2 separate regions of the Mus musculus genome follow, and region 1 is linked to region 2. The links are chromatin loops, found by intact Hi-C in ENCODE. Cell type or tissue: heart. All regions are shown on one strand. Each heading gives the region's core, and the rest is flanking DNA. Links, peaks and the distances in the headings are about the cores only.

Region 1 (10,173 bases), core at 1,320-9,319, 700 kb before region 2:
GCTGTGTTTTTTTCACTGTCCTCTGTACATTTCATTTTTCTTTACATCGAATACAATTCTATTTTATGTATATACAATATTTTCATTGCCCTTTCATTGTCTGATGGACACTCCGATTCCACTTCCTATCTTCTGTGAAGAGAGCAGCAACGAATGTGGATGAGCAACATCCAAGTAGTACCTCATCCATGTAGTAGAATATAAGAGCCCTCTGGGTGTATGCTCAGCAATGGCATAGCTGGCTCCTATGGTAATCTATGTCTAAGTTTTTGAGGAGGTGCCATACTGATTTTCATAGTGACCAAACCAGTTTTCACACCCACCAACAATGAGCGGGACTCTTTGTTCCTAACATCTTTGCCAGGATTTATTGTCACCTGATTTCTTGATCGTAACTATCCTGACTGGGGTGGGGCAGAATCTCAAAGCACCTTTAAGTTGCTTTTACGTGATGACTAATGATACTGGACATATATTTCTTCTTTGTTTGCTTTGCTGGACCGAAGATTTCTTAGTTTTACTTGTAAATCGTTGGAGTTAGTTTGTTAGTAATTGGAGTGCTATTTACAAAGCCCTCATCCTCTGTATGTTGTCGACACTCCCTGCATTCTCATTTAGTGCTTTCAACTTTTAAGTTTTACAATGAGATCTTGGATACATTTGGAGATGATTTTTGAGTGTGTTGAGAAACAGGGTCTAGTTTTATGCAATGTATAGATGTTGAGAATTGTAATGTCCTTTTTGCTAATTGTTTCTCTGATCAGAATGAAAGGGCTCTCTTTAATTATTAGTTTTGGGTTGCAATTGGTTTTGTCAGGTACTAGAATATTAATGACTGCTTGGTTTTTTGTTTTTAATAATAAAGCTTTATGTGATAAATCTAAAGCCAGCACCATGCTAGATGGAGGAAAAATCTTCACTATTTTCACTAAGGTCAAGAGCAAGACAAGGGTAGCTACTTGCTCTGTTCCTATTCAATATAGTGCTTAAAGTCTTAGCTAGAACCATTAAACAAGAGAAGGGGATAAAGAGAAGGCAAATGGGAAAGAAAGAAATCAAATAATCTTTATTTGCAGACACCATGATTCACAGAAAATACCCTAAAAACTCCACCAGAAAAGTTACAGAACCAACGGTGACTTTCAGCAAAGTGGCAGCATACAGTACTAACACAGAGAAGCAAGAGCTTTCCTGTATACCAAAGACAGAAGGAAAGAGCCTTTCCACAGAGTAATTTCAGACATGCAGGGGAAGAAATGAGGGAAGCAATTCCATCCACAATAGCCTTACAAAAACACCTTGGGATATATCTACTACAGAAGTAAAACTTGACAATGAAAGTGTTAAGACACTTTAGAAAGAAACTGAAAAAGACAGTAGAAATTGGAAAAACCCTTCCCAACCCCATGTTCATGGACTGGTAGGAATAATGTTGTGAAAATGGCCATCATACCAAAGGTAATCTGTGGATTTAGAGCAACATCAAGACTTCAAATAGCCAGAGCAATACTGAACAGAGGAGACACCACATATCTGATTCAAGTTGTGTAGCAGAGTTATAAAAACAGGATGGTGTCGGCTAAAAACAAGCAGGTACATTAATGCATAGACCATACAAGCTAGATACAAGTCCACACAATCACAGCCACCTGGTTTTTGTCAAAACACCACAAACAGTCACTGGAGGAAAGGTAATGTCATGAACAAATAGTGCTAGCAACATGGATATCCCTTTGTAGAGCAAATCGAGCATGGGAGCAAGAACTAACTTTGAATGGATCAAGAACCCTCAACATTAGACATGAAACTCTGAAGCTATTTGAGGGGGAAAAATACGGAGTGCCCTCCAATCTAGGTATAGGTAAGGAACTTCTAAACAAGATACCAATTACTTAGGAAATAAAGAGAACAATTAATAAGTGGGACCTCATGAAATTAAAAAAAACAAACAACATCAACAACGACAAAACAGAAAAACAACAACAACAAAAAACTCCTTCAAAGCCAAGAATTGATAGTTTTATCAATCCAGTGAAGAACATAGAGAATGTGAGAAAATATTGGCATATATATATATATATATATATATATATATATATATATATATATATCTCAATTTAAAACTGAGCTGTGGGATAGAACAGAGAAGAAATACAATGTTTGATAAATATGTTGAAAGTAAAAGTATGTGGTAAATTCTTAACCACCAGAAAAAGTCAAATTAAAACCACTTTGAGATTCCATCTGTCTTAAATATGGCAGATGAGGAGCCCTTATTCACTGTTAGCTGGAGTACAAACTAGTCAGTGTGGAGTTGCCTCAGAGTTAAAAAGAGATTTGCTCTTCCATGACCCACATATTCCATTCTTGGGCTTATACCACCAATACTATCTGCACTACAGATACTTGCACATCTGTGCCCACTGAGGCTCTGATCACAGTAGCTAGGGAGTGGAATCACCACAGTGCCCATTAACAGATGAATAGGTGATAAAAAGTCCATACATCTACATGTGAGAAGGCCAGGCATATTCCATGACAGGCTTCAAATCAGCAATTTAGGCGACTAGGCCTAAACCCAGGCAAGTCAGTTACTAGGAAAAAAGACAACCAAAACCAAAACAAACAAACAAAAAACCAAAGCAAACAAACACAAAATGAAAACGAAAAGCTAGTCAGAAACTGCCCTGCTTTCAGAGGCTGCCCACCACCTGGCTTTTAGAGGCAAGGACAGTGGGTCAGCAGCAGTTTCCAGACTTCCTCAGCTAATTCCTCAGCAACAATTTCCAGCCTTCACACCTTGATAATGGTTTCAGAATGCCTAGAGTAGAGTAAGATAAAGCTCACCTACCCGGAATTCCAATGTGCTTTAAATGGGGCCTGCAAGCTCATTTGGGTATCTCTCTATCTTGGCAATGAGGAGACCCCAGCATTCTGGACTTCTGCAGAATAAAACACTCTTTGCGTTTACCTAGTATTTACGTCAAGGGAGTCATTCTTTGGTGAGTCATGAACTCTTATATTTGATGGGATTTTATTCAGCTTTAAAGAAAATTGAAGTTATGAAATATACAAATCAGTGGTCAACGGAAGGAAGCAGCGAAAGTTATTCTGAAGGAGGTGACTGGGCCCAGCTAGACAAATGTCACACATCCCCTCCAACTATGCCAATCCTAGATGGGACTCCTAAGGCTAGTTTTTCTGGTTTTTGTTTGCTTGTTTGTTTTTGGTTTTTTTGTTTTGTTTTGTTTTGTTTGAACCAGAGACTCCAATCAAGTGGAGGAAGATAGAAAGGAGCCATTAGATGAGGTGGGGAAATTCCCTTAAAGGAGGGGTGACTAAGAGAGTTCAAGATCCTTGAGCACACAGATAAGCACTGGGGAAAACAGGCAGGTTAACATGCAGGCTTCAAAGGAAGGAGATGTTTACCTATTTTCCACCTGGAAAGCTGGGAATGAATGTAGTTAGTTATCTGTAGAATCTTTTGTTATCTGTAGGGCCAGGCTTCTCCTGAATCCTCCAGACTATGTTTATCCCAGACTCTCTCTACCTATGTCTTGAGCATTGTCTCTCAGTCAATAGGTTCTATTCACCCTTCTGAGAGATGGCTACAGAGTTATCTTAGGCCAGGTCAATCCTGACTCCCAGGGGCGTTAAGTTTATCCAAGTCATCTTCCTTAGAGTCTTATCTTGAGCCTTGTTTCTGAGTCAACAGAAGCCATCTTTATGGAAGAAGTCATACGTATTTTGTAAAGAATTTCAATGTAAACATGTCTGAAGCTTTGCTGTACAGAAGGGATTGAGTTAATTATCATCAGGAAACTTCCCCTGCCTCTGAAGTTGTTCTGTGCTTAAAACATGGCTAAAATAAACTGCCTGGTGTCAGACTCTAGAAGTGTGAACCAGCACTGCCTAACTAAGTCGTGTTCAGCCAGATTCCCTTCTTGCTCGTGCAGACCACTTCCTTGCCTCTTCTGGTGTTTGTAAAGATCCCCCAGAGAGAGAGATAGCAAAAGGTAAATAGGGAGGAACTTTGTGTTGTGATAGGTAGATGGGCAAAAGAAGACAGCAGTGTGTGTGTGTGAGTGTGTGTGTGTGTGTGTGTGTGTATTAACCAATACTAAGAATGTATGCCAAGTCTCTACTATTTTGAAAGTCTTACTTAAATTGTAATTTTTAAAAAGTTAAGTGGAAATACCACATAGGTGGACTTTACTCTTCCCAGAAGCCAAGGATTACTACCAAGTGTAAGATACCTTCTTATAAATTGTTGGCCACTGAAACCCCAAGGACCCCAAAACATTACAAGCTACTGCCAGTAGCCTTGGTTGCTCATCAGAGCTCAAGAAGACCTTACTGCCCCAGACACTCAAGTGTGAGTTGTGGGAGGTAGAGAAGGCAGGCTGAATGGGAGCTAGAAGCTTCCTCCGTGTTGGCTCGCTTTCATGGTGTTAGAAGGGGCCTTAGAAGCTGCTGGTGGAGAAAAACCAGCAACAATCCTACCCAGCTTCTGATATGCCCACCACTCAATATTACAAAACAATTACCTGGGTAACAAAGACTTTTTGGATTTGAAACCTGAGCCCCAGCAGGAAACCCACGCCTGCACAGTGAACTTGGTTGGGCAGAGCCTCCTGCCGTTGTTCCGTTGTTCGGCAGAAGGATTGAGCATCAAGTTGCTTTCTACATACTTCTCAATGAACCACGTGGATTATGGCCGTTCCCAGCATCCATTATGAAAATGTTTCCTGTGGGTGGAGGTTAACACAGAGACCTATTAAGTGAACGGACAACTGGGACATACTCAGCAATAAAAAGGACATCTGTGTCACCACCTCCAAGCCTCAGAGAGCATCGTGGAAGGGGGGCAGCAAGAATGTAACCAGAGGCTGGGAAGGAATGCTTAGCAAGGGAGTCTTCTGATCACACAGCTACGTTCTTACTGGTTCACTGGATTGTGGACACCTGCACAGGACCCACCTAAGAATCTGACTGTCACCATCTCCCCACATGTGGGGCAAGGCTGCTCAGGCTCTATGAACCCTGGGTGACAGCAGGCCGAATCATTGCTCAGGGGAGGAAGTTACTTTCTTTAGTGGTGTGCTAATGGTCAACTCCCCACCTTCCAGTAAACAACCCGCTACTCATGCCAACAAACATAAACTCACATGGTGTTTAAAAAAAGAAAGAAAGAAAGAAAGATATCAAACTAGGAGTGGATTTGCTCCAAAACAGGACTCAGTGGTGGGATAAGAGTGTAATGACGGATTGAAACTGAACGGTTATAGGTACAAAATTGTCAAAAGATAACAGATGAAACAGTGCACTAAAATTGTCTTTATCTTGGTTACCGGGGATTTTTACTTTCCTTCCTTGTTTTGATGCCCACTTCGAATACCTCGCTTGCCTCACCCTTAGCCTGTGGCTCAACATGCAAATCATCAACAACTCAATGGAGCGCGCCAAGCTGTGTGAGTGCAAGGTGGAGGGGTGATTGTCAGTTCTCATCCACCCACTAACTGACCAGGCTTCGTAGTACTCCTTAGCCGAATGGAGAATACTCCGGAAGACTTCTAGAAAGTCCTATCGAATTTTATAGAAAGCTGTGTCTAAGGGCTTGTGTTTACTGTTTTGGTGAAGTGTGCTTTATAGAAAACAAAGGTATGGTAGGAACAAATTGAGCTGCAGTCTGCAAAGCTAAATTGGGCCAGCAGAGTGCGCCAGAACACAAGGAATGGACGCTACTAAAGCGTTGCTTGCCCTCCCTTCCACCCCCGACCCCCACCCGCCTCCCCCAGGTAACACCGAAAAGCCCCATACAACTTCGGCATCCGTGTAAACCGTGGGAAATCCTGAGTTCCTTTACCCCACTCCTCGCGATATAGCACAACAGTAGCCCGGTTTCAAACCCAAAAAGTGCCTCTCTCACACGTCAAGTTTTTCTCTTCCCTTCCCATGTTTCGGCTTTTTAGGTAGTATTTTCATTTTAACGTACTTACAGCCCTTCTGTGCTTTCGTTTTGCTAGGCCACGCATCCATTTAAGTTTGTTTATGTATCTTTTCTCTGCTGGGAAGTCCTTTAGTGCCTGGTTTCCACTTTTAGTCTCTACTATACTTTTGTAACTTTTTGAAGTTACCTTACTGGATTTTCTTTCTTTCTTTCTTTCTTTCTTTCTTTCTTTCTTTCTTTCTTTCTTTCTTTCTTTCTTTCTTTCTTTCTTTCTTCTCTCTCTCTCTCTCTCTCTCTCTCTCTCTCTCTCTCTCTCTCGATTTATATATTTATTATATATAAGTACACTCACTGTAGCTGTCTTCAGACACACCAGAAGAGGTCATCCAATCTCATCACAGATGGTTGTTAGCCACCATGTGGTTGCTGGGAATTGAACTCAGGATCTCTGGAAGAGCAGTCAATGTTCTTAACCGCTGAGCAATCTCTCCAGCCCATCCTTTCTTCCTTCCTTTCTCTTCTTTTCTTTTCTTTTTTCTTTTCTCTCCTTTCTTTCTTTCTTTCTTTCTTTCTTTCTTTCTCTGTCTTGTGTTTTTTTTTAATTGTCTTAATTTTGCACTAAAACAATCTAGTTATTGTTTTTGTCTTTCGTTTTTAAAAATATTTTGAAACTTTCTGCTTTCTCTTTCCAAAACTTTGCTCTCTTCTTTTTTCCTTGTATTTCATCTGTTTTCTTTACTGTTCCCTTTCCTTCTTCCCTCATTTCATTGAATTCCTATTTCAAAATAAGAATTTGGATTTGTTGTCAGTTATTCATATATAGGTGTGGGTAGGTAGGTTGGTGGGCGTGTGTACAGTAAGTGGAGACCAGAGCATCGCATATCCCTGAAGCTGGGGTTACTGGCAGTTAGGAACCACCTGACACCAGGGGCTGGGAAGGGAACCTGGATCGGTTAGGAGATCGGCCATGCACAGCAGGGGGTTCCCCTTTCTCAGGATTAGAAACAAACCACAAACACCTGTGTTTTCACAGAGAAGTCCTTTATTAAGTGTTGGGGGGTGGGGCGCTGGGAGGGTTAAAGTGGCTGCTTTCTGACTCAGGCAGAAAAGCAGCAACAAAAGACCTGCAGGCGTATCCCAGCAATCAGGAGGCAGAGGCAGTCGGATTTCTGAGTTCAAGGCCAGCCTGGTTTACAAAGTGAGTTCCAGGACAGCCAGGGCTATACAGAGAAACCCTGTCTGGAAACAAACAAACAAACAAACAAACAAACCCCAAACAAACAAAAAAAAACAAGCAAGCAAACAAACAAAAAGAAAACAAAAAGGGCAGGGCTGTGTTAGAATGGGCTACTAATGGAGCGGATGTGGTATATTTTATTGGGCACATTAATTAGGAGAGCCAAAGGGGGCTTTTGACTGTGGACTTCAATTCTTTGATAGCTGGACCTCCAGCCTCAGGAGGAGGAAGTGGCCAAATAAGGAAACAGAACTTGGTGGCTATGACTGTAATCTATCCGTTTTTAGCAAGGCAGAGGGAACAGGGGAGAAGGGCAAGGCCTGCCAGAGCCGTGCTGGCCAGGGTCCCTTCAGGGTTCTCTGCAAGATCAGCGCATGCTCTTTACCGCTGAGCCATCTCCAGCCCCCTTTAAACAATTTTTAACTTCATTGTGTTCTGGCACATTAGTTTTGTCACTTTTCGTGGCTATCAGTGAACATCAGTGTCTTTCTCTATGTTGTGTAGCTTGATGTTGGTGCCCTTGAGGTGGCTCACTTTCTTCTTCAAACACAGTTTGGTTGCAGGACAGAGAGAAACAGGTGGGAACAGCCTGGAAAACTCTTTTCTGCCCTTAGCTTTCATCATGCAGGAAGGTGCTATTAGCCCACATAATGAGAAAAGGCCATAGCTTGTGTTTCCCATTGGTGAGCATTGAGTCCTACGACACCAGGCAAGGTGCTCACTGGTTCAGTGAACAGCAATGATACAAGCAAGCCTATGCGCTCACCCGAGGACCTCATAGGAAAGCCAATGGCACAGAGGGGAAGTCCGCAAACTGGAAAAGGAATCAGAACCGGACTTCGAAGGTCAGCAAGGAGGAGCGCTGCAGCAGAAGAAGCTGAGGTTGAAACAAAGCAGGCAGGAAGCTTGGACAATGGAATGAATCAGAGTTAAAGCAGTGGAAGTCAGCATCCAGAACAAGCTGAAGAAAGAATTCCAGGAATCGGGAGCAGAGAAGAAGCTGAAGAAACACAGCATTGAAACGGAAAGAAAACACTGAGCAAGCGCGAGCACAGACTGCAGGTCACTGCGGAAGCTGAGTCTCTTTTTGGGTGTGCTTAGCCTCAATAAAAACAATTGGGAAACAGACTTAAAGGGAATCTCCAGGACAACTAGGGTTTAAAGAGAAAACAGTCAAGATCCGGTGAAATCCTGGCAGCCACCAGGAGGTGATGAAGGAAGGTCACGCCTTTTAAGTTAGACGCGGGATAGAAATAGCTTCTTAAGAATAGGAAGGGCACTCCCAGGCCTGGAAATAGAACAGTGAGCTAAGGAAAGCCCCCGGAAGCACCTGGCCATGTGGTGACTGGTCTTTTATAACTCACCTCTGCCCTCTTCCGTTTGTATTTCCTGGGCTTGCTTTGATGCCAGAGCAGGGAAAGGACTCCTGTCTCTCTTCCTCGGCAAGCTGGCTTCATTCACAGATTAATCTTGGTGTAACCTATTTAGTCCCTCCTTTCCTCTCACAGTAGAGGAGGCCCTTTAACCTGCCACAGCCCTAGGGTGAGAGACTGGTCTGGCCAACAGTTGTGGAGAGTGGAGGATCGGATACTAAGAAGCCAAAACGTTGTGGAAAGAAACACTGCCCTTAATGTCCTGGAGCTGATCTCACCAAGTGAGAGTAACCCTGGGGTTTGATTTTCTGAGCCTGAGATCAGTGTGTGGAGCAAGTGCTGTAGCTATTTTTCCGTGCTCTCGTGCTCCCGATGCACTTATGGGTTATCCCTCAACTACCCCAGGGATTCCAATCTGGAGTCTTCAGAGGACAAAAGACCCTGGCCACCCCACAGACTAAGTATGGCCATCCAAAGCCCTTATAGTCAAAGGAAGAAATCAGGTGTTGGGTGCTTCTTCCGAACAGGCACAGGCACAACACTGTAAGATTACATAATCTGGTCCAGACTAGCAGGAGGTGCTGGGCCCTCCCTCCCCTCCTTCCCCTCCCCTCCCCTCCCCTCCCACAGCAGCCTGCTGCTGCCTGCTGAACTCTTGATGGTTACAGACTGTAACCATGTGACTGAGCACATGCTCAAAAAAAAAAAAAAAAAAAAAAAAAAAACGAAGGAAGTCTCAAGCCCCAGAATTTTAGATGAGGATTTGTGTCCAGACCCAATAGAATCAGGGAGATGCAACTCAGTCATCTTGAGTATTTAAGTGCAAAGCGCTATCTCCCTATTCTGTGAGCAAGTGCAGGTGTGATCTCACTCCTGTGAGTTTATGTGAAGATGCTGCCAGGGAGAAGCTGTCACTGTCCTATCCACATACTAATTTTCCCCAAAAGCCTATTTACCAATGTCCTTTGTATGGAATCAGTCCAGTCTTTCTCAGAGACGACATTGCAGTGCTCAGAGAGGTTGGCCTGGGCGTAGACTACTGTGACTGTGATCTTTGTACCTGCTAGGAAAGCATTGAGGCCTCTCCACTGTATCACTGCCTTCCTCTTGAGCTTATAGCCCCAAGATTCCTCCATCTCTTTTCTCCACACCCCCATCCCATCCTCTACCTGCTTAGCAACCTGTGCATGTGAAGTGTACTTTAATAAGGTAGCCCCAGGGGTGTGTGCTTTGGGGGGAGGTGGTGGGTAGACATGGCCAATCCTCTTCATGCTTTGAAAGGGAAATATATGACTTGCTAATTTGCGGATGACACTCATTTGGGAAGTTTTGCAAATATCAGCCGCAATGAATAGGGAAGGAGTTGAGAGGGCCAAAACATGAGAGAAATAACAAAATTAATTTCCATTTGTATAAATACTAATTGATGCACCAGAGGAAAATGAATATGGAACACAGATATCAGCTCACAAGGAGGGCCAGTGTATTCAGAGCCCTGAATCAGTGGGATTGGGTGCAACGTACAGACACAGGGGCTGTGGGCTTCTTGTTCCCAGGGAGAGGTAGAACACAGGTAGAGGGTATCAGTAGACAGTGAGGATACTGAGGTGTCA
Region 2 (10,173 bases), core at 1,309-9,308:
TACATGAATCTTATACCTGCTCGGCAAGCACTTTATCATCTGCGCCATCTTGCCAGCGCTCAGACTTAGTCCTGAGCTCTGGCTCTGAACTTAACAGCGTTAACTAGCTACAGACCTCCTGAAGTGCGACCAAGCGTAAGCAAGGCAAGGCAATTCTCTAAAACTTCCCCTACTGAAAGCCCATTTGTCCACCCAGCTCCCACCCAGTGTCAGCCTCCTAAACAGACAGATGTCATTCACAGCCCCACTGGCCTTTGAGTGTGAGTGGCGTAAGCAAGCATCAGTTTCCAGCCACTGCTCAAGGAAACCAGCATGGCGCTCTGCCGGTCGCAAGTGCTGCTCGGAAAGGCTTCTCTCTCTAAGCCAGGTGCAGAGGAGTCTCGGACACGGGACTGTGGGTTTCATCACAGCTGGCTTCCACCTGAGGCGCTAGGCAGGGATGCCATGTCTAGAGGACACTTCATACCTAAACTCCCAAGATATACTATCCGCTTCCTGCTTCCAACTCCACCACCAAACAAAGCTTGAAAACCGTACCCCATGCTTATGCTATGTGGCAGAGTGAGCCCCAGGTAGCCATTAATGGTCTTAAATGGGAGGAGACAATGGTCACACTTATATCTAATTGGACGTTCATTGTGTACCCTGCCAGGCACTTTTCTAATCAACGTACACGTATATGATTACTACACTGAATCCCCACATTAACACGATGCTGTAGATAAGATCATTATCCACGCTTCTTAAAGACAAGTGAGGGCAACACAGAGATTCATGGGGTCACACAGAGACTAAGTGACATTTCGGATTCAAAGCCGGGACTTTGGTTCTAGTTTGAGGTGTGCGTGTGTGCCTGTGTCTATGTGTACGAGTAGCTAGGGTTGGCCAGTGAGGGCCAGACAGGACTCTGCCGGTCTCCACTCACCGTCCAGCACTGAGGTTACAAGCATGTGCTACCATGCCTGCTTTTATTTATTTATTTATTTTAAATGTGGGTTCTAAGGATCCAGTTCAGGTCCTCATGCTTGCTTTGCCAACTGAGTTGCCCCCCTCTTCCCAGCTCCAGGATTACCTTTTAAAACATCCTTTTCTGACCCATGCTTTTCAAAAATGAAAATAAAACAAATAAACCCTCTCAGAGAGCCAGACCTCAGCTTAGCACCAGATGTCTGGTGAGTCTGTCCTGCACACCAAAACTGTCTCAACTTTCTCTTGGTCAGCCGAACACTCACGGTTAGTTAAATATTAAAAAAAACCAAACAAACAGAGATTCCTTTCTGTGGCCTTCCTGACTTCAGTTCTGCTGCCTCTTTGGTGTTCAGGCATCTCTGGCTGGTAGGAAATCGACTACTCAGGGGCCACAGGAACCCAAGAAAGTGAAAGGACCTCAGCAAGTCGCAGGCCAGTGGGGATGCCTTGTGGAAGGAAACGGCAGGGAGGACACTATTTCCCAAGTGCTGGAAACTATTTAGGGACGGAGCAAGGGAAATAAACAACTCTCATGTGGTATGAGGATGCTCATTTCGTCATGGAGTACTGCACAGATACCCACAGAATCCTGCCAACACAGCATCATTGCTAACCAGAAGAATATCACAAACTCAGAGTAAAGCTGACAGTCCCTCAAAGTCTAAACAAGCGGGAATTGCAACAAGCATATTCTCACAGACAGTGCAGCTTCTGGAATTTGAGCCTTAGTAGATCCATAACAGTGAATCCACTGCCTCATCCTCTGTGTCCAGGGCTAGTGGGTACTGCAAAGCACTCAGGAACACGGAGGGAGATAAAGCTAGCAGCGGGCCCAGAGGTAAGTTGCACTGGATTCGTCTGCAGGTCAGCAGCATTTACAAGGAACAGCAGCCCGTGCACAGGACTCTACATGCCCAGCCTTCTCCTTAACAGGCACCTGTATGGGGGATGCTCATGGTAGGAAGAATAGTCCCCCTTTTTCCTTTCACATATTCTGGAGCGGCTGAGGGGGAGCTGTTATGGGCTAGAGTGAGGGTAGTAGTGCTAGCTGCTGCTGTCCAGTGTTGCAGTCTGAAGGAGGCAACAGAGGATGGCCCTTTACCAAAAGATGTGACTGTAATCCATGTCCACAGATGATTGCCGGAAGCTGTCATTGCACTGCGTGCTTCATATGTTCAAAGGAGCTACGTAAACACACGGGTATGAGTATCCTCTGGCAACAGCAGATCCCTGGGTTGGTGGGGAGGAGACTTATACAGGGATACAGACTCACCATTGGCGAGAGGTAATGATAAGCCCTAAAAAGAGCGCAGACTTGCTCAGAAACTCTCTATACTGGTGCCCAGTGTTACAGTAAGATTGGGAGAAGCCAGCAGGCCAGTGGGGATGCCTTGTGGAAGGAAGGAACTGGCGGGGAGCTTAGTGATTTTAGGGCTGGAAGGCGGGTGCAGGGGGACAGGAGGAGGAAGAGGAGGCCACGAGGCACAGTCACACACTGGAGCAGAGTATAGAGCGTTGAGCCAGGTGTGGAGGGCTGAGGAGGCCTCAGGTGCAGGTGACCTTGGCATCTTTCAGCCTCACAGCCTGCTTCCATTCAAAGCCTAACCAGGCTTCCCATGCCAACAGCTCCCTAGGAGGAAGAGCCTGAGAGAACCTGAGGTGACCACCGAGTCATCTCCCCATTAACCCTAATAAGTGTCAAATACTCACTTCGTTGTCAATATCACTACCTCATTTTTAAAACTCACAACTAAAGGAAGAAGAGGGTGTGCGTAAGACACAATGACCTTGTGGAGAGCCATCAGTCCCAACCTACAAACAAGCTTGTTTACGCGCACGGGGGAGAAGGCTCAAACCCGTCTGAGGATACGTAACTGTACACATACAACTACCTCTGGTCAGTGGGCAGCCATTAAAGGATGCCAGGCAGTGACAGCAGCTGTCTCCAAAGGTAACCTGCCTAAAAGTTCGGACTGGCCACAAAAGGCAATGGCCTCCTCTCCCGGGCTCAGAGCCCTTCACCTCGCGCACCTTCCCCGCCCTCACTCACTAGCGCAGCGCAGCGCCTGCCGCAGCACCTCTCGTCCGCACAGGTCACACCAGCCCGGACCGCCCCGCAGCGCCAGTTCCACGAAACGGTGCCCCTCGCCTCTCTCGGCCAAGACGCGGGGATCCTGCGGCTGCTCGAAGATGCTCCTCACGTCGCGGGGTCGGTGTGACCCAGGTCGCAGCCGCAGTCTCGGCTGCAGACCGGGCCGGACAGGGCGAGCGTGTCGGCAGTCTCGGGGCGTGGGTTCGGGGTCCCTCCGGCCACTCCTCCTGCCACCGCGATCCTCTGACGCCCCGGCCGCGGGGATCAGGGCCGTGGGGATGCAGCGGCGCGGCCGGGCGGGAGGTGGCGGCTCGGTGCCACCCAGACTCTGCAGATACCGCGGCGGCTCGGGATCTAGGAGCAGCGGGTAGGGACGTTGCCCGATGGCCGGGGAAGCCATGGCCAAGGCCCGCAGGCGGCGGCAGCTACCGAGCCTGGCCAACAGAAGGGGCGGCTCCGGTCGAGCGCGCTTTTAAAGGGCCCGCAGCCCGCGGGCGGGGCGGGGCGGGGCGGAGCCCACCGAGAGGCCGGAAGGGCAACACGCGTGACTGCGGGTCGGAGCCGCGTGGATTTAGGAGTGACTCGGCGACTAGGCGGTGGTGAAGGTCCGAGCACCCGAGAGGCTTCGCGAGCTCGGTAGGCGCCGGCTCCTGCGCCTGTCTTCAGCTCTGCCCCGTCCCCTCTGGGCGTCTCCCAGGGCGCCCTAACACCGGCGGGGCGGGGAGCAGGTGGGAAGGCAGGGCTTTGGCAACCTGGTGTGGCCCCGGGACAGGAGCTAGCCCGCCGCTGTCAGTAAGGCGGCCCGCGGATTCTCCGAGCTGCCCGTGGGAAGCTGGCTACATCAGCTCTCTCCCTTCTCACCTCTGCTACATAGACTGCCCCTCCCCGAAGACTGGGATTAGAGTGACTGGTGATCCTTGGTGATCCGGTGATCATGAGAGACCTCTCTGTGCCCCATGGGTGGACAGGAACTTTCCTCCCGAATTACGCCCCTCCCCCCTTAGTTGCTGGAGTAATCACTGCGGAAATGAATGCCAATCCCTTACACACCTCCTTTGGTATGGAAGGTCCACCTGAGCAGGGGCGCAGGGTGGAGAAGTCCGCATCCTACCAGCACCAAGGGGTGCGCCATAGGTTCCTGTCTGGCTTAAGGTTATGTCGCCACCATCTTGAAAATCCTAATTCTTAACCCGGCCTATTCTTTTTGCACTGGGTCTTGAAAATTATGTAATGGTAATAACTAGTGGGCCTGTCCACAGTGCCGTCTCAAGGGATAGAGAACAGGTGGGACTGTGGATTTTCGAACCTGTGCCCGGTCGGTCGGTCGTAGGCTAGCAAGGGTCCTGGGCCCTCTACAGGCTGGTTTTGTAGCTGCAGGCGCCTTTGCTCTTTCCAGTTCTGCGGTTCTGACTTAGGCCTAGCTCACATTCCCGCCTCCCCCTGCCCCCCTTAAATTACAGGTTTGATTGATTTAGTGGCAGCCACCAGCAAGCAACTATGGGAATAGAGTCACTGCACCAAATTCAAAAATTCTGTATTTTGGGTCTCAACAAACCACTGGTAGAAATATTGGGGGAGGGGCATGTCTATAGTGAACATGTACACACTCTTTCTCCTTACTTATTAAATAATACTGGATAGCAATGATTCATATACACTTTCACAGTACCGGTGTTTAATATAGGCGGGGTTAAAATGCATAGGTTCTCTCTGCACACAAGCTACCTTATAAAAGGGATGAGAACCCTCAGGTTAGAGTATTGGGAGCAATAATGTATGTATAGAATGTGTGGGGATTCTGAAACCAGACCTGGAATTGTCTATAAATTCGCCTACATTTTAATCTCCAGGGTTCTTTCCCGGCTAGTGATGGGTCTCCCCCTAGTGTCTGGCTGGGGAATCCTCACTTTCACTTTTCCTCTCGAAGGTAAATTTAGGCAATGGCTAAAAGTCCAGTGACCAGGGAATCCCCAGCCTTCCCTGCTCCACAGCCTCTCTCCCCACCCCCACCCCCGCACCCCTCCCCCAAGTGGTGGTAATCAGAATCCTGCTCCTTTCAAGTGGGTGGCAGAGGAAAAGTTCCTGGTCTCTGGGCCTCGTTTTATTCACTGGTTTCTGGGGAGTGGAAAGAAGGACTCCAAACTGATAAAGTTATGATAAGGCGGTGGGCACAGAGGCCACCACTCTGCCCCTCCACCCTTCCTCTTGCTCTCTTTACATCCGTGCTCCAAGCTTTGGAGGCCAGCCAACCCTAGAGGGCTTTTAAAATCACAGCTTGCTGGCAAGTTCCTGTGTCAGTAAGTCTGGGCTAGGATGCTAGACTTGTATTTCTAGCATGTTCCCATAGTAGCATTTGTGCTGATGGTCCACTGTGAGAACTATTGCTCTAGAGCCATAGCAGAGTGGAGGGAAAGGACCTGCCTGTTCCAGAGCTGGGTTCCTTGTAACTGAGAGAGCCCAGCAGGAACTCTTCCTTGGCACTTTCTCCCAAAGTGTGATGGGGGAAGTGCAGCCTGGCTTTATACTCTTTTCCTCCTCCTCTCTAGGGTATCTGCAAGCAGCTCTCTGGCTTCTTGCAGAAACCTGTATTGCATGTAAAAGTTTGCTTTGTTTCTACCCTGTGTCTATTCATCTTCACAAGGTTGGAAACTTGTACCTCTCAGGGGTGCCATCTTTTGGGTACGACCGGGGACAGAGACCAGCTTGAGTGTGGGGTGATGGTTTGGTGTGTAAGTAACAGGATTCTGGTAACACACAGCCCTGGGAGGCCAGTTCTGAGACACTATTTATGAATAATAGCCAACAGCCATCATCTCTGTCCTTCCCTCGCCCAAGCATTCCAAGGGTCTGTCGTTTGTGGCTGACTTCGATTCCCTGGCTGAGAAGGCTCCTGTGAGGACACCAGTGTCAACTGTCATAGACTGAGGCTGGCTGGGACAGTTAGGTGTGCAGCATCCCCAGCATGGGGCTACATAGAAGACACTCTGGTTTGGTTTTCCTGTGGCTCTGATTTGATGGAGCAGTGATGGCTGCTTCCAGAGCTGATGGGGAAATGACATGGAGCCAGAGCTCCTGGGATGAACACAGATGATGTGGATGGAGATAGTATAATGCCATGTCATGTGACCCACCCAAAACTTTCTCAACTTTATCTTAAGATCCATCTCTCTGAGACAAAAAAAAAAGTTCAGGGTGGGGGAGTAACTATCCCCCAACCTCAATAGGTATGGGACTCACCTCTTTAATCTTTTCCAATCCAGTCCCCTCCCATGTCCCATGATAGAACATCTCCTTCTCCTTCCAATACACACACACACACACACACACACACACACACACACACACACTCCTCCTCCAGGGAAGAAGTGGGGAAAAAAATCACCAAATCACTCAAACCCCTGTAGTTCAGGTAGAGAGACATCACCTGGGGTGATGGGTGCCGGGCCAGCGGCATCTTTGACTTTGTCCTTGGTCACCAGGCTTCGAGGTCTCACCACATCTGCTGGAACATCTACTGGGAGGTTTTGTTTTGCTTGTTTTGCTTTGCTCCTTAGCAGATCATCTTGGCTCAGTGTGGGGTGGGTCACTTTTCCCAGCTGTGACTCATTCCAGGAGAGAGGACATGTTGCTTTTATTTGTGACCAAGGGGAAGGAGTATGGTCAAGGCTGCTTCAGAGGTGGTCCGATAACATGTTATTTCCCCTGTTGGGTGAGTTATTTCAAGACTGTCCCCCAACCTCTCCCCTAACCTCTCCCCCAACCCCAGCCCCTAGCAAGAAAGAGAAGGAGAAGACAGACATAGCCTGATTTTCCAAGGGGGAAAGCAAGCTTTGCTTTTATCTGACTCTGAAGCATTTGAAGCTGCTTAAAGTCTCTGAAGGTTTTCGGAAGCTCTGGGGATATTGGTAGTCACACATAGGATTACTATGTCAGTCAGGATAAGTGATGTTGCAAATGCAGCCCCATATCTCAGTGCATCAGACAACAGAGACCTCTTTCTCACTTATGCCCCATGTACAGGACGACAAGCACTCGCAAGAGTCTCTCAGGACTCCTGCAGATCCCAGACACCATATCTAATACGGCCAGTCACTGTGCCAGGAGGAAATGGAGAAATCCCTGCTGATCCTCACTGGAGCTTAAAAATCTTGGTCGCTTCCATTCACAGGTCACAGACCATCCTACACAGGGAGAGCCGGCAGCAACTCCTCACTGTGAGCTCAGAGTCGGAGAAGAGCCGGGGTGGGGTAGCTGACCATCGGCACTGATAGCCTCTGCAGTCCTCAGGGACACAGAGCGGTTATTAATTTCTTAAGCCAGGTACTCCTCTAAGATCCACTGCGTATTAGGTGCTTGTTCAGGCACTGGAGGTCTGGCAGAGACACACAGTCATCAAGCTTGCTCTCTAGTGGGAGAGGCACACAATAAGCCATAGGTGGGATGCCTGTATACCAGGACTTGAGTGGTTTTGAAAACAAATGCAGCATTTTTAGGAGACAGACGGTGAGGCGGTTTTGTATCAGATTAGCCCACTGGGTCTCAACCCTCCTAATGCTGAGACCCCTTCATACAGTTCTTCATGCTGTGGTGATCCCCAGACACAAAATTATCCTTGTTGCTATGTCATAACCGTAATTTGCTACTGTCATAGATCATAATGTAAACACTTACATTTTCCCAGTGGTCTTTGGGGGTCACGACCCACAGGTTGAGAACTACTGGATTAGACAGCCAGGCTCTTTCCTAGATTTATCTAAACAGAGTTAAATGGAGAAAAGCCCGTGTCTGTGAGCAATAATGTTCCAGGCAGCAGATGCGCCAGTCTCTAAGCATTCCCCAAATCTATGAATACAAATGTGCCCAAACATTCTCACACCCTACCAGCATGATGTCTGACGACTGGCTTATATTTTATAAGAGATTTTGATTAATATGACACATGAAGCACAGAAAATGGGTCTGAAGCCGTGGAAGGTAAGACTGTGTGATCCTTGTACAAAATTTGAGGGAGATGCCTAAGGCCTTCTTCTTCCTGCTTAGGCTACGCACTACACAGAAGGCTCAGTCTCCACGAGAAGGGGGGTCTCTTGCAACTTTCAGTGGCAGGTGTGTGTGTGTGGGGGGGTGACACCTCACATTGCTAGAGAACAGTAAATCTGTGAGGGTCTCTGGTAAAATGCAAAATGGCCAGCGTCCCTACTTTATAGATTAGAAACCAGAGGCACGGGATCATGTGACTGACACAGAGCTCCTAGCCTGGATTCCAGACCATTCAAACCTATGTATTGGTCTTTGCACTGCCTGCTGGGATGGGAAGGGCTGGTGAATAAAACTGGTGTGAATACAAGTGCACAGTGAAGAGTCAGAATCCGTATCCAGTGTTCTTCCCATATGACTCTATTTCCTTGGTGAGGTCCAGGTGTCAGGTCCTGCACCCCAGGGTCATCCCAGGGTCACCCATCACTCTTATCTGTATCCCTACTATCTCCACCCTCCTAATGGGAGTTGCAGGTGACCTTTGATTTGCCCCCTCCCTTGGGTCTTGTTGCTCTTTCTGACCCTCTTCTCTCTGCAGGGCAAATAGGAGGTGCTGGGTCCAATAGAATGAGCACAGTTGTAGGCTCATAACCAACGTCTGGTCCAAGGCATGTTTTCTAAGCCACGAAATGATGCTCTAGGGATATCGGAAGGAAGGCACCCTGAGACCTTCAGGGCTATGGGTAAAGAGGAGGGGACTTAGCAGTATGAGCAAATCCTTCACGGCGCTGAGCACTGCGGTGAATTTGCTGCATCCAGATGCTTCGGATGGGCCAGAGAGGGGGCCTGGATAAGCGCCATTGTGCATTCTCAGGCATGACTTTAAAAAGTTCTCTGCTTATTTTGTGTATGAGCAGAGGTCACAGGACAGTTTGTAGTGGTGCAGGATGGGTTCTCCTCTTCCATCAACCCTGTCACCAAATGCTTCTGCTCCCCAGGGAGTTTTCTCTGCCCTTGACAGTACTTAGGGACAAAAGTGTGTGTGTGTGTGTGTGTGTGTGTGTGTGTGTGTGTGTGCGTGCTCTGAAAAGTGTTGTTAGGCTGGGGCAGCAGGTTCATGGTGACTCCTCCATCTGCGTATTGTCAGATAGGCAGTCTTTCCACCCCAGGCAGCAGCCAGGCTTGTGATGGGCTGGCTTGTGTGCACACACACACTTTTTCCCCTGCCCTGGAAAAAGTCAGATATTCCAGACATACTCGTCAGCAGCTTTTATCCTTCAGCCAAAGGGGAGACTGCAAGCCACAGGCACTTATATTCCAGGCTCTGGGGCCTGGTATGGTGGCAGCTAGCCTCAGCCTGGGGTTAGGGCAGATTAACAAGCATGGAGGGGCTTGGATGACATCATGGGCTGTCTTTACCCGACCTCAGCCCCACTCTGCCCACCGCTGCCACTTTTTCTATCTCTGATGCCCTCATTTCTGTCCCCCTCAGTGTTTCTCCCTCTCTTTCTCTCTGGCCACTCTCGTTCCTCTCCATCTCTCACCCTCCTTCCCTCCCTTCTTCCTCTTTCCTTCCCCCTCCCTCCCTCTGGTGAGGGAGGTATGGAAAAACCAAGGCTCTAAAAGGCAGTTGTTCTGACTTGTCAGCCTAGGAGCATCAAGTACCTTTGGGTCACCCTGATCCAAACCTTAGCCTTTCACGAGGGTTGCCCACTGTGGTGGTTTGAGTGAGAATGGCCGCCAGAGGCTCCTATGTTTGTTGGGAAGAATTGGGAGGTGTAGCCTAGTTGGAGGAGGTGTATCACTGGGGATGGGGTGGGCTTGGAGGTCTCAAAAGCCCATACCAGACCCAATATGTCTGTCTGTCTGTCTGTCTCCTCTTCTATCCCTGTCCTTCTTCAGCATTATGCTTGTCACCATGCTCCCCACTACGATGATAACGGACTAACCCTCTGAAACTGCAAGCAAGTCCCTCAACTAAATGCTTCCCTTTAAGGGTTGCCTTGGTTATGGTGTCTCTTCACAACAGTAGGACAACTAAGACACCCACTCAGAATCCTTCCTGCCTGGTGACATGGTGAGTTATAGTCTGATCTGGGCTATACAGATTCCATCTCAAAATAAACAAACAACCA

Evidence for each region. A loop is a pair of places that touch in the nucleus more often than their neighbours do. Peaks named below come from ENCODE experiments on the same cell type or tissue, not always from the same donor. Only the 100,000 strongest peaks of a DNase experiment are listed, where the experiment ranks them.
Region 1: a loop joins it to region 2, with 4 times the contacts of the local background. A loop is called at or near these places in 2 of 42 quality-filtered maps.

What each region holds. Positions count from the first base shown.
Region 1 is chr1:130,542,442-130,552,614 of GRCm38, forward strand. The region is part of intron 2 of Gm16083 (a long non-coding RNA gene); the gene reads left to right. It also overlaps a transcript of Zp3r not described here. Among named protein-coding and RNA genes, the nearest start is that of Gm16083, 32 kb to the left of the region's middle. In heart, for the core only: a CTCF peak has its summit at 5,699 (motif pointing right); DNase peaks (open chromatin) are centred at 5,750 and 8,500; H3K4me3 peaks cover 542 bases; H3K27ac peaks cover 2,014 bases.
Region 2 is chr1:131,241,670-131,251,842 of GRCm38, forward strand. It overlaps Rassf5 (Ras association (RalGDS/AF-6) domain family member 5), which reads right to left and starts at 3,509. Exons shown (of 6, transcript NM_018750.4): 1 at 3,020-3,509. The coding sequence starts at 3,461. It overlaps Gm28913 (a long non-coding RNA gene), which reads left to right and starts at 3,421. Exons shown (of 3, transcript XR_878525.3): 1 at 3,421-3,697. In heart, for the core only: CTCF peaks have their summits at 3,454, 4,391 (motif pointing left) and 4,953 (motif pointing left); DNase peaks (open chromatin) are centred at 3,622, 4,374 and 4,997; H3K4me3 peaks cover 3,796 bases; H3K27ac peaks cover 2,920 bases; H3K27me3 peaks cover 496 bases.